Linked DNA regions of Mus musculus: region 2 is linked to region 1. Evidence: chromatin loops called from intact Hi-C (ENCODE). Cell type or tissue: heart. All regions are shown on one strand. Links, peaks and the distances in the headings refer to the core of each region. The heading gives the core; the rest is flanking DNA. Region 1 holds the start of Dpm2 (dolichol-phosphate (beta-D) mannosyltransferase 2). Region 2 overlaps Slc25a25 (solute carrier family 25 (mitochondrial carrier, phosphate carrier), member 25).

Region 1 (8,326 bases), core at 111-8,110:
AGTCCTGGTTGTCTTGTAACTCACTTTGTAGATCAGGCTGGCTTTGAACTCACAGACATCCACCTGCCTCTACCTCCAGAGTACTAGGATTCAAGGCGTGCGCCTCACTCCCCGGCTTCTTCCGCTTGACTACTCATTGTGTCCTCCACACAGGATACAGGCTTCACTGTGGGCAGGTATCTTAGTTAGGGTTTTACTGGTATGAACAGACACCATGACCAACTCAAGTCTTATAAAGGACAACATGTAATTGGGGCTGGCTTACAGATTCAGAGGTTCAGTTCATTATCATCGAGTGGGGAGCAGGGTAGCATCTAGGCAGGCATGGCACAGGAGGAGCTGAGAGTTCTGTATCTTCATCTGAAGGCTGTTAGTAGAAGACTTGCCTTCCAGGCAGCTAGGATGAGGGTCTTAAGCCTATGCCCATAGTGACACACCTACTCCAACAAGGCCATACCTCCTAATAGCGCCATTTCCTAGGCCAAGCATACACAGACCACCACAGCAGGTGACATGGGAAGGGACAGAGTTGGGACCAGAGCTCAGAGGCTGCCCTGAGTTGGTGTTAGCAGCTGGTAATGATGTCTACCTTCTACCCTTAGGTCACCATTGGCATGTTCCTGCTCTCTGGGGACCCCTGTTTCAAGACGTGAGTGTCATCCTGGCTATAAGTGGGAACGGGGGCTATGAGATAGTCTTTCTTTCTTCAGGTTCTGGGGTACCCCTGGCTCCGCTTGATTCTGAAATTGGAGCACCCCAGTCACATACCCCTCTGTCCTCCTAAGGCCACCGTCTACCGCCAAATCCATCTCCATCCCGGGCCAGGACTCCTCCCTGCAGCTGACGTGTAAAGGTGGTGGGACCAGCAGCGGTGGCAGCAGCAGCACCAATTCCCTAACTGGATCCCGGCCCCCCAAGACCCGGCCCACCATCCTGGGCTCAGGTACCATCTTCATCTGCTTATCTCTCCCCTGCCTATGACCACCTTCTCCCCTGAACATTCTGTCCCAGGAAAATGCTTATCAAGAGGTAGGTGCAGGCATGGTAGGCAAGATGTCTTCACTCACAAGACAGAGACAAAAGGATCTGTGAGTTCCAGGCCAGCCAGGGCTATCAGTGAGACCTTGTTTCAAAAAGAGGGTGATAGGGTGGTAGAAGGGGCAGCGTGCTTCTGCTGGTTCTGCCATTGATCGTGAGTGAATACCATGATAGCTTCAACCCCACATACCCTCCTAGAGCTACTCAGTACTGGGAGGTGGAGAAGCCCCAAGGTGAATAGTGAGCAGATAGCACATGTCTGGAGCTGGCCCTCCAGACCTGAGACCTAGGGTAGACCTAACTACCAGGGCTTGGCTTTTCCCTACGCCCAGCTTTCTTGCAGACCCAGCATCCAGGGGAGGTCCAGTGCAGAAAGCTGCTGTTGCTACCTGCCTTGACTTGCTGTGTATAGGCAGAGGGGCTTCCCGGCACCATTGTGCTCTCTGTCTTATGGAGGCTGGTGAGCAGAGGAGACAAGGTTATCTCAGCACAGGAGTTGCCCTTGAGTAAACAGTTCTGTTCTGGGCAGAGTAGTACTTGAAGACCCATGTGTCTTAGCAGCTGGTTCCCCTGCCTGCCACATGCACAAAACATGTTGAGAACCTGAGCTGGCTTAGCCCATGTGTATCATCCCAGAGTGGGAAGGTAGAGGCAAGAGGATCTGAAGTTCAATCTACATAGTAAATTCAAAGCTGGCCTGGACTACAGAGGACCCTATCTTAAAATAAAAAATGGGCATGGTGGTGCACATCTTTCATCCCAGACGTCAGAGGCAGGTGGATCTCTGAGTTAGAGGCAGCTTGGTCTTTATCATGAGTTTTAGGTCATTTGCCGAGTGAGACCCTATCTCAAAAGACCAAACAAAACCCTACATGGCTTTGGTTGGAATCCGGGCAGACCAGATTTCATCCAGTAGCCTGGTTGTTTATACACGCTCATCTCCAGTGGAGGAGGAAAGGGTGAGTCCGGTCCTCCCCTTCTGTGTTGGTTGGCAGGACTCGGATGTATGCATTCTAGGTCCATGCCTAGGCCCACCTAGTTCTCTTGTGTTTACAGCTGGGGAGCACAAGGGAAGTTTGCTTTGAAATGACCTGGAGCATCCTCCACCCAGACCTACCCTTTTCCCAGATTTGTCCCTGAACCCAAGCTCTTGTCAGTTTTAAGGCCTTTAGTATGCCATCCCACATGGAAGACCCTGTGCCTGCTGCCTGCGTCTCCCCTCCTTGGTGTCCTAACACGGCATTAGGTGGTCTGGGAAGAGCCTTCCCTGATCCACAGACTGACCAGGCCTTGCACGTGTGCTGCTTTAGCGTCACACCACTCACCATGATTGTAGATAACTGGCTAAAGGTCTGTGACAGATGTATTCCCAACAGCTGTGGAATGGGTTACCTGGGTACCGAGAGTAGCATGTGGCTTATAGCAGATTGCTGCTTCTCTAGCCCTTGGTCTTCAGTCTGCAGAATGGAGTCACAGTGCCCCATGGAAGGCTTGTTGAGGTTACAAGTGAGGTAGCACCTTAATGGAGCTTTGCGCCTCTCCCCAGGACTACCAGAGGAGCCAGACCAGAGCCTGTCCAGTCCTGAGGAGGTGTTCCACTCTGGCCACTCCCGCAACTCCAGCTATGCCAGCCAGCAGTCCAAGCTATCTGGTGAGTGGTCGGGACCTAACCCTGGGACCTCCCACAGCCCTGGGCCCCTGTGATCACCTCCCCAATATTGTCCACCCCCCAGGCTACAGTACAGAGCACTCTCGCTCCTCCAGCCTGTCTGACTTGACACACCGCAGAAATACATCCACCAGCAGCAGCGCCTCTGGTGGCCTCAGTATGGCTGTAGAGGGTCCTGAGGGCATGGAGAGGGAGCATCGGCCCTCTGAGAAGCCACCTCGGCCTCCTGAGAAGCCCCCACGCCCCCCACGCCCCTTGCATCTATCAGATCGCTCTTTTCGGTGAGTCTCATTGTTTGGGGCTGCCTGGTAAACAGTTATTCCAGTGCTCCCTTCAGTGCTCCCTTCAGTGCTCCCTGCAGTGCTCCCTCCAGCTCTTTGCATCTGCCCACACAGGGTTAGACAGAGTAGAGTCTCCATCTCAGCGTGCCAAATGATTATGCTGTAACCAAGGGCTGAGTGTAAAAGTGCTGCCGGGGGTGGGTCTGTGTGTAATGTGTATAGACACGACACACCTTGTCTGAGCACACAGGTAGTTTGGCTTCAGGGAGGCTCCTTAGCCCCTTAGTCCTAGTCTGTTGCTTGTCAGCACCCTCCCCTGAGATGAATGAGGTGAAAGGGTGGCTAAAGTGAAGTGCATAATGGGGTGTGCATAAAATGCTTTAGAGTTGTAGGTGCTGGGAGCATACTTGTCTTGCTGCTGAACTTGTCACTGTGCCGTCATAATTCTGTCCCTCTCCCCCAAGGCGAAAGAAAGACTCTGTGGAGAGCCACCCAACCTGGGTAGATGACACTCGAATTGATGCAGACGACATTGTGGAGAAGATAATGCAGAGCCAGGACTTCACTGATGGCAGCAACACTGAGGGTGAGCTGCTCACTCCAAGCCAGCTGGGGTAAGGGTGGCCTCCAGAGGCTGTCCCTGTCTGTCCCTCTTAGCCTCATCCTCCCTTTTGTCCCCACAGACAGTAACCTTCGGCTGTTCGTGAGCCGTGATGGCTCCACCACACTGAGCGGCATTCAGCTGGGCAACAGGTAGGGGCGGGGACAGGGAGGTGAGACAACCATGGGATCCCCAGCTTCAAACATTCTTGTTACCAGTGACCTTGGGCCCCACCACCTTCAGAGTCCTTTGCTAACTATGCCTTCCCATAGGCCTTTGTACAAAGTGATCTGCAGTATTTATGGTTCCCCAGGCCTTTGAGGCAGTGAGTGAGAGTAGTGTCCAGTGTGCAGGGGCGTCCTGGGGCGTTTCCTTGTGTTCCTGGGAGCTAGGAACATGTCTTTGGAACTTCTGCATCCAGAGCACAAAAACTTTGGAGTATGTCTTGTGCTGCTCTGCTGACCCCTGTTGGCTGAGACTAGAAATTACAACCACCCTCTCCCATCAGTCCTGGGCTGCCTAGGGTGGAAGAGCAAGAAACCACAGGAACCTCCTTAGGCCATTTGCAAAATGAGAAGCCAAGATTGGAGGAGGGAAACTAACCTGGAGGAGAATAGATGTGGCCCCTTCCCTTTCTCCTGCCTTCTTAATGAATCTTAGCAGTCCTCCAAACCTGTTTTCATTTGTCAGATGACACAGGGAACAGTTTCTCCTTGCCAGGGTCACTATGAGAGGACTGGTCCACCCAGGTGGGTACACAGCAGGTGTCCAGAGGGGACCAGGCACAGCTGTGGACCCCACCATCACCACCACCACTACCAACTCTGATGCTATTTCTGTCACCCTGAGCAAATGACTGAACACCTCTGGGGCCTCAGTTTCTGCCGGACTGTTAAAGACTGGCAGAGTAACTGCATGTGAAGCTCTCTGGCCAGGGGATTGCTCGGCAACTGCAATTTCTCAACTGCTCACCTTTCTCCACCCTGCAGAGTCTCCTCGGGAGTCTACGAGCCAGTCGTAATTGAGAGCCACTGAGGGACCCAGGAGTCCGGCTGAAGAAGGGTCCTGCCATCTCTGGCACCCAGGCCCGTGGCATTCCTGGAGGATCTGCTCTGCATTGCATCTGTGCCTCCTCTTACTCTAGCCACACTGGCCCCCAAAGCGTCATTCCATTTTCCTCCCATCCACCCTGGAACCACTGGTCCTGGGTGCCACTGTGAATATTGTCCTCCGAACCACTAGAAAATGGGGCAAGATGGAGCTGGCCAGGACTGCCCTGACTGGAGAGGACCTGGGCCCAGCAAAGGACACAGCCATTCCATGTTGGGTGCTTGTGGCCTGCCCCATCCCTCCATCCCCCACGACCCACTTCAGGAGCAGCAGCTTCAGCCAGGCTGACGGGGCACTTGCTCCATTGTCCCTGCCCTTCACGAGCTGGGCCACCCCAGAACCCTGCCACCTGTGACCCTCTGCTTACTGCTTCACTGTCTTTTCTCTATCCTGAGGAGACCTGCAGGCAGCTCTCTCCTGGGAGCTAAGACCTCAAACCCCACACTCTGGATTGAGACCCCACCTCCTTAACTGTCCTCCTGCTGCCCTGCAGCCTGCACTTTGCACATGCTTGTCCCCAGCACAGCCACCGGCCCTTGCCCTTCTCCAGACCTCCTGGGTGCTGTCTGCTGTGCAACCAGACCTAGGGTACAGTCGCCCGGCTGGAACGTGGCACTACCCCTTCCCTCTAATTAACCCCAAACTCAGACCCAAGACCGGAGCCTAGAAGGGCCTGAGCATCATGGTTCCATCTGCCCAGGGCTGGGTCCTGAGCAGCTGGCCTTCCTGCAGGAAAGGAAGGACGAGGCCCAGCCGTGCTGGGTAAGCAAAGGCCTTTTCCCCTGCTCTCATGTCAGCCGGCCTGGGCTGGGTTCCAGGCTAGAGAGTCAGCCAGGTGGCCTGTGACTGGGTGAACTGGAGCTGGCTTCCTGCCAGACGAGCCTCAGCCCTCCTGGGCAAGGGGTGTGCTTTCCCTGGGGAGTCTTCCCCCTACTACTCACCCTCTTGGTACCTCCCCAACCCCAGCACTTTCTGTCCTATAATTTGCTTAAGGAGAGTATAGGCTGCCAGCTCAGCCCTGGATAAATTCCCACCCCCTTAAGTTTCACTCACTTTGTATCAACCCAGCAGGCTGGTGTTTCCTTGGCCCCTTAAGGTGTTTTTCCTCCTGAGTTCACAGTTCTTGTATTCCTTCCACCCCAACAAGGGGAGATAGGTGCCTCTGTTCCCCATTCCACCTGCACCCCAGCAGGGCTGGGGATAGGCGAGTATGGGACATTGTTTCTGTGGGTGGGGATGGCTGGACTCCCCAGGTTGGGAAGGTCCTTGCCTAGTTTGTGTCTTCCTCAGCTAGCAAAAGTTGGGGCTGTGGTCTTAGAGCTGCCTGGTGTCAGGACCAGATCATTTCTATAGGTTCTGTAGCCGTTGTTTTAATCAGCAGATGAATGTTAGAAGATGCTGCCAAGGCAAGGCAGAACATGGCTAGAGAAGGTTCCGGCAGCTCAGATTCCATCCTGCCCAGCAGGTGCCTGGCACTTTAAGGGACTCTGGCAGCTCTGTTCCTAGGTGAGGTGACCACCAGAAGATGGACAGAGCCCTAGTGTGCTTGTCTACTACCTTCCCCAGTCAGCATTGTTTTGGTCTAGTTCTAAATTCCAGGGCTCCAAACCAAGCAGTTGGTACTGTCAGGAAGACTGCCCCAAACCAAGAGCCCCTGCCTAACTCAAGCCAAGGTCTGGGACTGGATGGCCACTCCAGTAGACGAGAGCTGCCACATCCTCTGCTTCCAGGCACTGGGCCAGGATAACTTAGCTGAAAACATGACCACAACCAAATGAACACTGGTGGCAGCCAGAGGCTAAGAGCCTTTCCTCCTGCGCTCAGTGATCCCCACGGGTGCCCAGAGCACCTGGACTTCAAATTCTATATACAAAGATAGAGGATATATTAGAGGTATTTTTGAAAAGGAATTGGTCTATGCAATGCCAGTTTGGGACCTGTAAGACAGTTTAATGTTTCTATTAGAGAGATATAAAAGATCTGCAATATTTTTAGGGTTCTTTTCTGGTTACCCTACAGCTGACCACGTGGTCTGGCAGGATGAGCAGGCCCATCTTCTTCTGTGGGGAGAATTTGCTTTTGTGTTATTCCTTTCTAACCAGGTTACCACTGCACCCCATTCCGTGGGCTGTTCATATCTGTCTCAGCTTATAATAGAAAATTATGTCATATGGGGAAATCAGCCTAGTGTCAATGTTTGGTTTGGGGGTGGAATTAAATGCCGATGTTTTTGTTACTGCTTTTTGTTGGTGTTTCTTTTCATTCTCATCACCGTGTTGACTTGGGGGCTGCTAACAGGAGTTAGCCATGTATGTGTAAGATGACATGCTGGGGAAAGTAGGTTAGTGTTCTCCAGTCTGACCCCAGTCATAATGCTCACCACAAACACACACATACATATTACATATATGTCCACACATGTTTGTATGAATATGAATGGGCACTTGACAAAGGTCGGAGAACACCTGTTACTCCTGAACCTCTTCTTGTTTGAGACGGTGTCTCACTCTGGTTTTGGGGAAAGAATAAAACGTTTTTATTTGGTATTTATAAGGTTTCCTTTAGCCATGAGGTTTAAGGAGACCTACTACTCCTCATGCCTCCAGAGTGTTGGGACTACAGAAATGCACCACCATGCCCAGCATCAATTCGGGGATCTTAAAGCCCCACTTTTGGTCCTAATCATCGAAGAAACTGGTTAAAAATACCTGTCAGGGCACAAAGAGGGAGCTGTTGCCTCTGGTTGCAGAAATGGATAACCTGCATGGTGTAGCATTTGGAGAAGAATGGATCTACAGCAGCTAGCCCCATATGCCATGAGAGTAGTGTTCTGGGTGAGAAACAGAAGAAAAGCATGAAAGATAATTTGGCCCAGCGCCCCTTGGTTCTAAGAGGGCCATTCTGAAACCTCTGGCAGTGGACAATGAAGGGAAGCCTAGAAAGTTCCCTAGGAAGCCAACCAGTGGAAATTCTCATAGGCCAGGCCAGTGGTGGTCATTCTATACAGACTCTTCCATTAACAGTTTCAAGGCCAGAATGTAGAGCCTTTGAATTCTGATGTCTGCTTCAACAACCAACTCATTATGATCTATCCCTTTCCGGGACTTCCAACTCTGGGGTACATCTCACTCTGGCTTGGGACTGTAGGATAATGTTTAAATGATTATTGTTTGGGAAGGGTCTGACAGGGATGTAGCCACAAAAACCTGAAAGTCTGAGCTCCCGGCCCTACAGTTCCCTGCAGAAACTACATTTCCCGACATGCACTGGAGGGCGGGGAAAAGTGCCCGCACGTCAGCTCAGACGAGTCTCCGCGTGTCACGTGATTTACAAGCCGGAAAGGCCTAAACCAGGAACCGGATGTATTTTGTTGCTCCGGCGGAACGCTGGAGAGATGGTGAGCCTGGGGTGGAGTACATGTGTGATTTGAGGGTACCAGGGGTCGGGGCTCTGAGTAAGAGTCTCCTTGGGAGATGGAGTTGGGCTCTCCAAACCCAGATCGCTCTCTCCACCGCTTGCAGACAGGTGACACGAGGCCTGACGTGGCTTTCTAAACCCGAGAGCCACTTCTAGTAAGCCCTCCGTGGTTCTAAATGAATGAGAGGTTTGGAGTGTAAACCGGCTGCT
Region 2 (8,326 bases), core at 159-8,158, 140 kb before region 1:
GTCTGTCCAGGGGGGCAGTGCAGGTTCTGGAAACTGCCCCTGCCCCACCTCCTGCCACCAGGTGCCTCCACCACATCCCCGTCTGCCTCTCCTCCACTGTGAACTCATCTGGGACTGTCAGATTCTCACCGACATCGAAGATCTATGGGGGAGACAAGCAGAGACATAGCCAACTTTACTCACAACATCCTGGCCGTGGTCACTGCATTCCACTCTCCCTTTGCCCTGATAGTAGCTGCAGCTCTTGACCTGTACATGGTCTAGAAAGGAGCAGGTAGCAATCGAGGAAACATTACAACACTGTTGGGTTGCCCTTGTAAAGGAAGCTCCTGGAACTTTCCGCAAGGACTTTAGGGCTAGACTACAAGGATCAGGGAAGATGGGTACAAACCCTGCAACCTGATACAGAACCAGATTGCCAGCAGAACAGAGTGTTATGCAAGGCTAAGCAAGCAGGGTGCTATGCTGCCTGCGTAATACCTTCTCTCTGGAACTGGTCCCAGCCAGCTCTGCTGACCTCTGGGCTGCAGGCCAGAGACAGGCTAGCTGTCTGAACCCTAGAATCAGTCACTTACTTTCACCCAAGAAGCCCTGACCCGGCATTGTGGATTCAGAGAGGATAAGGCAGGGGTAGCCCAGCCAAGAACACCAGAAGTCTTTTAAGTAAGACCAACATTTCTAGTTGTGGATCCACATCTGTCTGAATGTGGATCATGCTAACAGAGTGAAAACAATATGCAGGCCCTACAGGGAGTGCTTATCAAAACCAAACCCCCAAAATCAAGAGTCTAACTCTGTAGCCCAGGCTGGCCTTTAACTCATGGGGCTCCTATGTCTCAGCCAAAACATGTATTTTTGCCATAGAGAGAAATGATACTAAAAAAGAAACACAGGGAAAGAGGAGGCATCTGTAACAAGGTTTCTTCTCCTATCCCGTGGAGGACAGACTGTCTGCTTCTGGGAGAATCGGCAACATAGGAAAAGGAGATATTTGAAATGGCCCGTGAAGGGCAGAGGCATACAGGGATAGGAAGGTACACCCAGCAAAGGGTCAAGGGTGCAGGCTGGTCACTGTATCGGAGGAGGAGGGGCATGTGGCTGGCAAAGGAGGGACAACATCTCAGTGTATCATCAAGACCGACCCCCCACCCCCACCCCCACCCCCAGGCCTAGATGGGGATGGACTGAGAGATGCCAGACAAAGACGGCTGCCTGAGTGGACAGTGGGTGTGTGCCTCACCGTCGAGTGCTTCCAGTACAGGATGATCTCCGGGATGTTCTCCACAGGGTGCAGGAGGTGGTAGTCCCTCCACTCGTTCCAGTCGATGGTCATCGTGCCATTCTTATCCATGCTGTAAGCAGAAGCATGGTCAGTCGCACGTGTCACACCCACCTGCCAGTTGTGTGCCCTACCACTTAGATGGGATGGAGGCAGGTGCCATAGCCACCCAGGACACCAAAGGCACCTTGCCCATGAGAAAGAGTAAGGTGGCTCCATACCCCATTTTCCATAAAATGGAGATGTGCTGGCCCACAGGAACCCCATTCTGATCAGGGAGGGAGGGAATCACGGGAAAACACAGATACTTACTAGGTGACAGGGCCCCAGAAGTGGCCCGTCCGTATTCTGACAGACAGACAAAGGAGGATGCAAAGGAGAAAGGAGAAACAACACAAATAAATGCGCTGAGCAGGTTAGTAAAGCAAGCACACACCCAAAGACACCAGGGGCCAGCACAGCACGAGGAAGTGGGCAGGACTGGGCTCCTGGGGTTGCTGTCCCTGTGACCAGGCGGCTTTCAGGCCAGCCAGGTACAAACTGTTCTCTACTTGCAGGGCTTTCCGGCAGCCCTCTGCTCATGAGTGAGCCATCTTTCTGGCCAGCATATGTGGCTACAGAGGAAAGAACAAGCTATAGCAGAACCTAAGTTAAGGACCACACATGTCCCTCCCCATCAGGCAGAGAATATTCAGGGACACTTCTCACTAACGAGAAATGCCCACAACTAATCTTATCATTTTAAAGGTTGCAGGCATTGGGTTAATTCCAGATTTATGACTCTTCTGTGAGAGTAGGGCTGCAACCTCAGGAGAAGCTTACTATGGGAAGGGGCTTCTTATCCCTCCTCCTAAACACAGGGCCAGCTTCAGGGATGCAGGCCAAGAGTGAACAGCACACAAATTAGTCCAAAAGCCATTAAAGCATCCCCTAGAACAAAGCTCACCACACTCACTCACCTCTTAAGAATCTTCTCCGCCTGCTGTTCCGAGATCTTGACACCCAGGTCCCGCAGGGACTGCATGATCTCCTGAGCATCGATTCGACCTGTGACAACGAGAACCATTAGCAGGGTCCAGCATTCAGTAAGCTAAGGCCTGCCCGGCAGAGAAGCTATAGCTAAACTCACCATCATTCTTTTTGTCCAGACTCTTGAACACCAGCCTCAGTTTTTTCTCATGATCTTGGAGGTAATGTACAAACTCTTCAAAGTCCAGTTGCCCATCAAGGTCCTTGTCACCTGCTTGCACAATTTTCTAGAGAACCAAAATAAGGACTTGAGATGTTGCTCACTAGCCTCTTATCACAACAGGAAATAACTGTTCTCCACAATGACCCAAGATGTCCTATCTCTAAGGCTCTATCAGCCCATGGGAATCCTAGGCATCATGTCAATCTCCCCATATACCCATAGGCTATCCAGAAGCCAAGCAAGGCCCACCTTGCTCTGGTGAGGAGATACTCCTAGGAGAAAGCTTTGAGAGGCCAGCAGGGCAGCCAGGTGCTTGCTCTTTCCAACATTCCCCAGACCAGCTTGTTACACAGCCAGCGGCTTGGCTCTCCTACAGACGCACTCCTGGCTGAGAGCTGGGGATAGCCTTGGAATCTAGAGTCCCTTAGGAACCCTGCTACTTGCTCCATCCCCTGTGTGGCATTAACCCACTAAGAATTTGGTGATGAGGGTAAAGGTTCAGACAATGCCTACTTGGCAGAAACATTGCCAGGGAACACTCTGGAGGGTGTGAGACAGACAGGAGGAGCCAAGGGCAACTATTCTTGAGCTCATGCGTGACGGTACTGCCATTCTGGTCCTTGGTCTCAGGGATACCAGCTCTAACCAAGCCCAGATTCCCAACCAGGCACTGAACGCCAGCCAGGTTAGCTTTACTAGTTTAGTGACGCAAGGCTTTAAGAGACCCTGATCTGCAGCAGCGCCCGTCTTAGGTGAGCTCTGCCTGGCAGCTGTAACACCAGCTGCATGCAAAGCAGCTGGAGCTTCTCCACTCAGTGGGGAATGGGGTATGCAAAAGCTTTACTGAGGTCTGTCCGTCTGTCTGTCTATCTAATTTATTGGGGAGAGCACTTTAAATCCAAAACAGAGAATCTCCTAAGGAAAATGTTTCTTGGTTTTCTCATGGACAAATCCATTCACTGTTCAAGTTAACACGCTAGGTCAAAGAGTTTTAAGCTAGGGTTTAGAAACTGATGGACCACGGGCTAGCTTGCAGTCCAAATGTGGTCATCATGTTTCCCCTCTTACTTAGCCACTGGTTTTTTGCGGGGAGAGTAGACATTTATCTCAAGGAGCCAACCATGTGAAGGGTTGAGGTTGGCATGTGGGATAGATTGAACACATCTTATCTGCTAACTGGGATTAACTTCTTGCCAACATCTGTGCTCTTAGCCAAGGGTCACCACCCCAGATGTCAAGTAGAAGGGAAAAGTCTATATGCCATTCAGGAAGGAGGCACACAGAACTCTTATCTTTTGTCCCTAGGCTATCTACCATCAAAGTACTCTATTCTGGGGTAATGCCACATGACACAGACCACCCACAACTGTGCATACTGTACCCTATTTAAAAATATTCTCTAACAGTTAGTCCTGTATCTGTGGGGATGGTGATGCACACTATAATCCCAGCACTAGAGAGGCTGAGGCAGGAGGACATCTGAGAGTTTGAGGTCATCCTGGTCTACACACCAAGACCTTGTCTGAAGAAATGCCAACTGTGGTGGCACATGGCTTTAATTCCAACACTAGGGAGTCAGAGAAAGGTAGATCTCTTTGAGTACCAGGCCAGCCAGAGATACATAGAGACATTGTTTTAAAAAGCAGGGAGGGGGAAAGAAGACTTGCTTTTTCCCCCTTTACAGCCACTCCAACTCCATTCTATGTGTCTCCATTCTGAGATGCACAAAACCACACACCAGCACTGGGGACAGCATGAAATTTAGTGCATCAAAGTAAACCCCAAAGCCAGGTTCAGTTTCTCATCAGAAAAGGGCCAGGCTCACCGTTGGCATCCTGTTTCCTGGGGTACCTAAGCACTTGAAAGTCTAAGAGTGAAGACCGCCCTAGCCTCTCTTTCCCAGAGTGCCTCTACACTCTGCCCTGGAGTCACAAGAACAAACGTCCCACAGCAGTGAGACAGTCCAGGACTCTATGACATCCTGTACATTTTAGGGGCCTGCATCTGTACCAATCTCCTATCTAGAGATTCCATCTCCCACAAGTGCCTTCCCTCCCAGCCCAGGAAATTACACAAAACCCAGCCATTCCCATGACAGTGACGTACAACTGCTGGCTACAGCCACAAAGGGCTGGGGAAACACCTACATTTCAGACATTCTTTTCTCTAGGCCAGGAAGTCATGCCTAGGTACCATTCATCTCTCCACTCAAAACCAGTCCCTGCCTGCCTCTCATGGCACCCACTCAGCATACAGACCTGCTTCCATTGGCGGTATGTGGAGAACTCTTGAGAGGGGATAAAGACACTGAGTTTGAAGATGGATTTCAGCTCGGCAGGAAGCCCCTTGGACTCAAAGTACTGGAACTCAGTCTGAGCCGCCCCGGCGATGGGCACATACAGGCACAGGCAGAGCATGCTGGTGAGACCGGTTGCTCAGCCACCGCCAGGAGCAAGTACTAGCAGAAGTCAAGAGTGGGAAATGCCGGTATTCCCAGGAAACTAGCACCAGATATACCGGCCCCTGCTGTCACTGGCTGCTTAAGTCCTGCCCTTTTACTTAATTGAAAAAAAAAAATCCGCCCACTGTAAGTGCAGCCAGCAGCCAATAAGCACAGTCCTCAGTAGCCGGCAGTATCAGGTTGCTCAAGAGCAGAAGAGCAAAGATCAGGACTGACGTCACTGCTTGCAGAGTTAACTCTTGGAGCCCAGGCAGCAGGCACTGCCTAGGGTTGCAGTCCCATGCCCAAACAAACCTTTACCCCGGCAGTCAACCCCTCCAAATAAACAGTCAAGTGTCTGTTTTCATACAAGGTCCTCAAATGCGTCACACAATATAGCAGCTTTCTCTTCTTAGTAAATCATTCCCAATTGAAAACAGTGAAAATAGAGACTGCATCAGAGATGTTGAAAATTGACCCAGACTACTGAGAGAGACATCTGAATGCCAAGTCCTCAGCTGTCCTGGAACACAGACCCAAGAATCCACAAGTATTCAGTGCCTGGGAATCGCTTCCATCAATCACTGGGGTTAGCCAAGGCTGAGACTTATACTTGTCAAAGCCCACTGAAAACACTTGAAACCTTGGTCTGATGGTAGCCCTGAGAATTCTGCTTTACCACCCTGAATGAAGCCTTTTAAAGTGAACTCCAATTAAATGAACCAGGCTTATCGGCTCACAACTACAGTCCTAGCTAGCATAAAGGAGGATCTCCAGTTTTGAGGCCCTCCTAAACGACATATTAAACCTGTCTAAAACAGGGTGGGATGGAGGCTCGGGGGTAGAATGCTCTGAGTTTATCTGGACTAATTGGGAAGTACCTGTTTGTCACACAGAAGGCTCTGAGTTTATCTGGACTAATTGGGAAGTGCCTGAGAGATTAGTAAAGTACACCTCTGGGTGTGTCCATGTAATTCCAGAGAAGATTAACCAAGTTCGGGGATTTACCCTGAGAGCAGAATGGGACTCCAGAAGGAATAAGCCGGTAGAGCAGAAAGCCAGCTGCTGTAGGCTTGCTCCCTTCTCTCTGACTCCTGGCCATCATGATGGAGCCAAGACAAACCCTTCCTCCCTTAAACTGTTTCACAATAACATAAATCTGACCAGTTGTTGGGCATGGAGACCCAGGCTGGTAATCCTAGCCCTCAGAAGGCCAAACAGGAGGACTGTTGAGAGTTCAAAGCTAGCCTGGGCTACAGTGTAAGACTATCTCAGAAACTAATAAAATGACTAGAACAAGACTTACTCACCAGCTGGAAGAGAGAATGAAATAAAACTGGACCCCTCGCCTACGCTCACTGAAAATGCTTGTTATGTGGTTGTCGCCAATCCCATTACCACAGTTGTCTACCGCCAACCCAGCGAGAGATCCACACTTTAAAGAGTGCTGGAAGGATCTGATTTTTTATTTTACTTTAAAATTTGTAACTCTGTGTGTGTGTGTGTGTGTGTGTGTGTGTGTGTGTGTTGTGGGCTGTTGTACACAGGCTTGTGCATGCAGTGTCCTCAGAGGCCAGAGGCACCAGATTCCCTAGAACTACATTTACAGGTGGTTGTGAGAAGCAGGGTGTGGGTGCTGCAAACTCAGGTCTTCTGCAAAGAAGCACATGCTCTCTCTGCTGAGCTCCCAGCCCCAGATACATCATTGCTGAGGAGGAGTCTTTCCATGCCTGCCTGCAAATTCCTCCCGGCCCTAGAGATGAGTTGCTGAGGGCGAGATCACGTCACTGTGACAGGACGGATTGGTTCCACCCCCATTCCTTCTACAATGTATCCTCCATCCATCTCTTCCTAATATAGACTAAGCCTTCTTACTCCTCGGATGCATTAAAATGGAAAGCTACCATTTGGGGATCAGCAAAAGTGAAAGGATTTTCAGAGTGGTGGTGGCACATGCCTTTAATCCCAGCCCTCTGGAGGCAGAGGCAGGCAGATTTCTGAGTTCGAGGCCAGCCTGGTCTACAAAGCGAGTTCCAGGACAGTCAGGGCTATACAGAGAAACCCTGTCTTGAAACCCCCCCCCCCAAAAAAAAAAAGAGAGAGAGAGAGAGATATGCTGAATCATTGTATATGTATAACACTGAAACAGAATCTAACAAACAGGGCACTTTAGGTTCTCTGAGACTTGAGTTTGTAAATGCAGGCCTTGGAGTGCCCTGAAGGCTTTATCCAGGCAGATTCTTGCTCAGATTCAGCCACCAATGAAATTGTCCAATCCAGAAGGTTCTGCTTTGGAGCTATTCTAGCACACATGTGAAGTCTACTGCTGGAGTCCTAAAGACAGAGGCTTTAGTGTATGCCCTGGCCTTCACCCACCTCTTGCCTGACTCACAGAAGGGGCTTTGCAAGAAGTTTCTGGGTGAAGGCTGGTGAGTTGGCTCATCAGCAGGTAAAGCTACTTGTCATCAAGCCTGACCACTTAGTTCAATTCCTGGGACACATGGTGGAGAGAGCAGGTACCTACCTGTTGTCCTCCAACCTTGGAGCAGAGCACACACACGCAGACACACAAAAATTTAAATGGGCTGGAGAAATGGCTCAGAGATTAGCAGCACTTGCTGTTCTTCCTGAGGACCTGGGTTCAATTCCCAGCACTCACATGATTCACAAACATCTGTAAATCCAGTTCCAGGGAATCTAACACTCTGTGGTCTCCAAGAGCATCAGGCATGCACATGGTGCGTGGACATACATACAGGCCAAACACTCACACATATAAAATAAAAATAATTAAAAAGGAATTTCTAGTTGGCGGTGGTGGTGGTGGTGTCAATGGTGGTACACACCTTTAATCCCAGCACTCAGGAGGTAGAAACAGGCAGATCTCTGTGAATTCATGGCCAGCCTGATTTACAGAGTGAGTTCCAGGACAGCCAAGGATACACAGAGAAACTCTGTCTTGAAAAACAAAGAAACAGGGCTGGAGAGATGGCTCAGTGGTTAAGAACACTGACTGCCCTTCCAGAGGTCCTGAGTTCAATTCCCAACAACCACATCGTGGCTCACAACTGTCTGTAATGAGATTAGATGCCCTCTTCTGGTGTGTTTGAAGACAGCAATAGTGACCTCACATACATTAAAAAAAATTATATATAAAGGAATGTTCTCTGAAATGCCCTGAAAGTGATTATTATCAGCATGTCATTTCACAATGATACCTCAATTCTATTTCAGCTTTAGCTTTGTTTCATTTTCTATGGTGATGGGGCCTGAACCCAGGACCCTGAATGTCAGGCAAGTGCTCTACAACTGAGCCACACCCACATTTCCAATAAGGGTTTTTTTTGTTGTTGATTTTGTTTTTTTTAATTTTGAGATAGTTTCTCTAGGTAGCCTGGGCTGGCCTTGCACTCAG

Evidence for each region. A loop is a pair of places that touch in the nucleus more often than their neighbours do. Peaks named below come from ENCODE experiments on the same cell type or tissue, not always from the same donor. Only the 100,000 strongest peaks of a DNase experiment are listed, where the experiment ranks them.
Region 2: a loop joins it to region 1, with 2.7 times the contacts of the local background. A loop is called at or near these places in 3 of 42 quality-filtered maps.

The regions. Positions count from the first base shown.
Region 1 is chr2:32,562,817-32,571,142 of GRCm38, forward strand. Fam102a (family with sequence similarity 102, member A) reads left to right here. Exons shown (of 11, transcript NM_153560.4): 5 at 603-649; 6 at 786-943; 7 at 2,585-2,689; 8 at 2,772-2,988; 9 at 3,453-3,574; 10 at 3,672-3,741; 11 at 4,579-6,934. The coding sequence ends at 4,624. It overlaps Dpm2 (dolichol-phosphate (beta-D) mannosyltransferase 2), which reads left to right and starts at 8,042. Exons shown (of 4, transcript NM_010073.2): 1 at 8,042-8,096. The coding sequence starts at 8,094. In heart, for the core only: CTCF peaks have their summits at 4,069 (motif pointing left) and 7,956; DNase peaks (open chromatin) are centred at 3,767, 4,037, 5,525, 8,035 and 3 weaker places; H3K4me3 peaks cover 581 bases; H3K27ac peaks cover 965 bases.
Region 2 is chr2:32,419,065-32,427,390 of GRCm38, forward strand. It overlaps Slc25a25 (solute carrier family 25 (mitochondrial carrier, phosphate carrier), member 25), which reads right to left. Exons shown (of 10, transcript NM_001164357.1): 2 at 2,409-2,535; 3 at 2,239-2,326; 4 at 1,241-1,352; 5 at 1-142. Among named protein-coding and RNA genes, the nearest start is that of Naif1, 27 kb to the right of the region's middle. In heart, for the core only: a CTCF peak has its summit at 4,950; DNase peaks (open chromatin) are centred at 517, 1,697, 4,647, 5,057 and 2 weaker places; H3K4me3 peaks cover 1,782 bases; H3K27ac peaks cover 2,977 bases.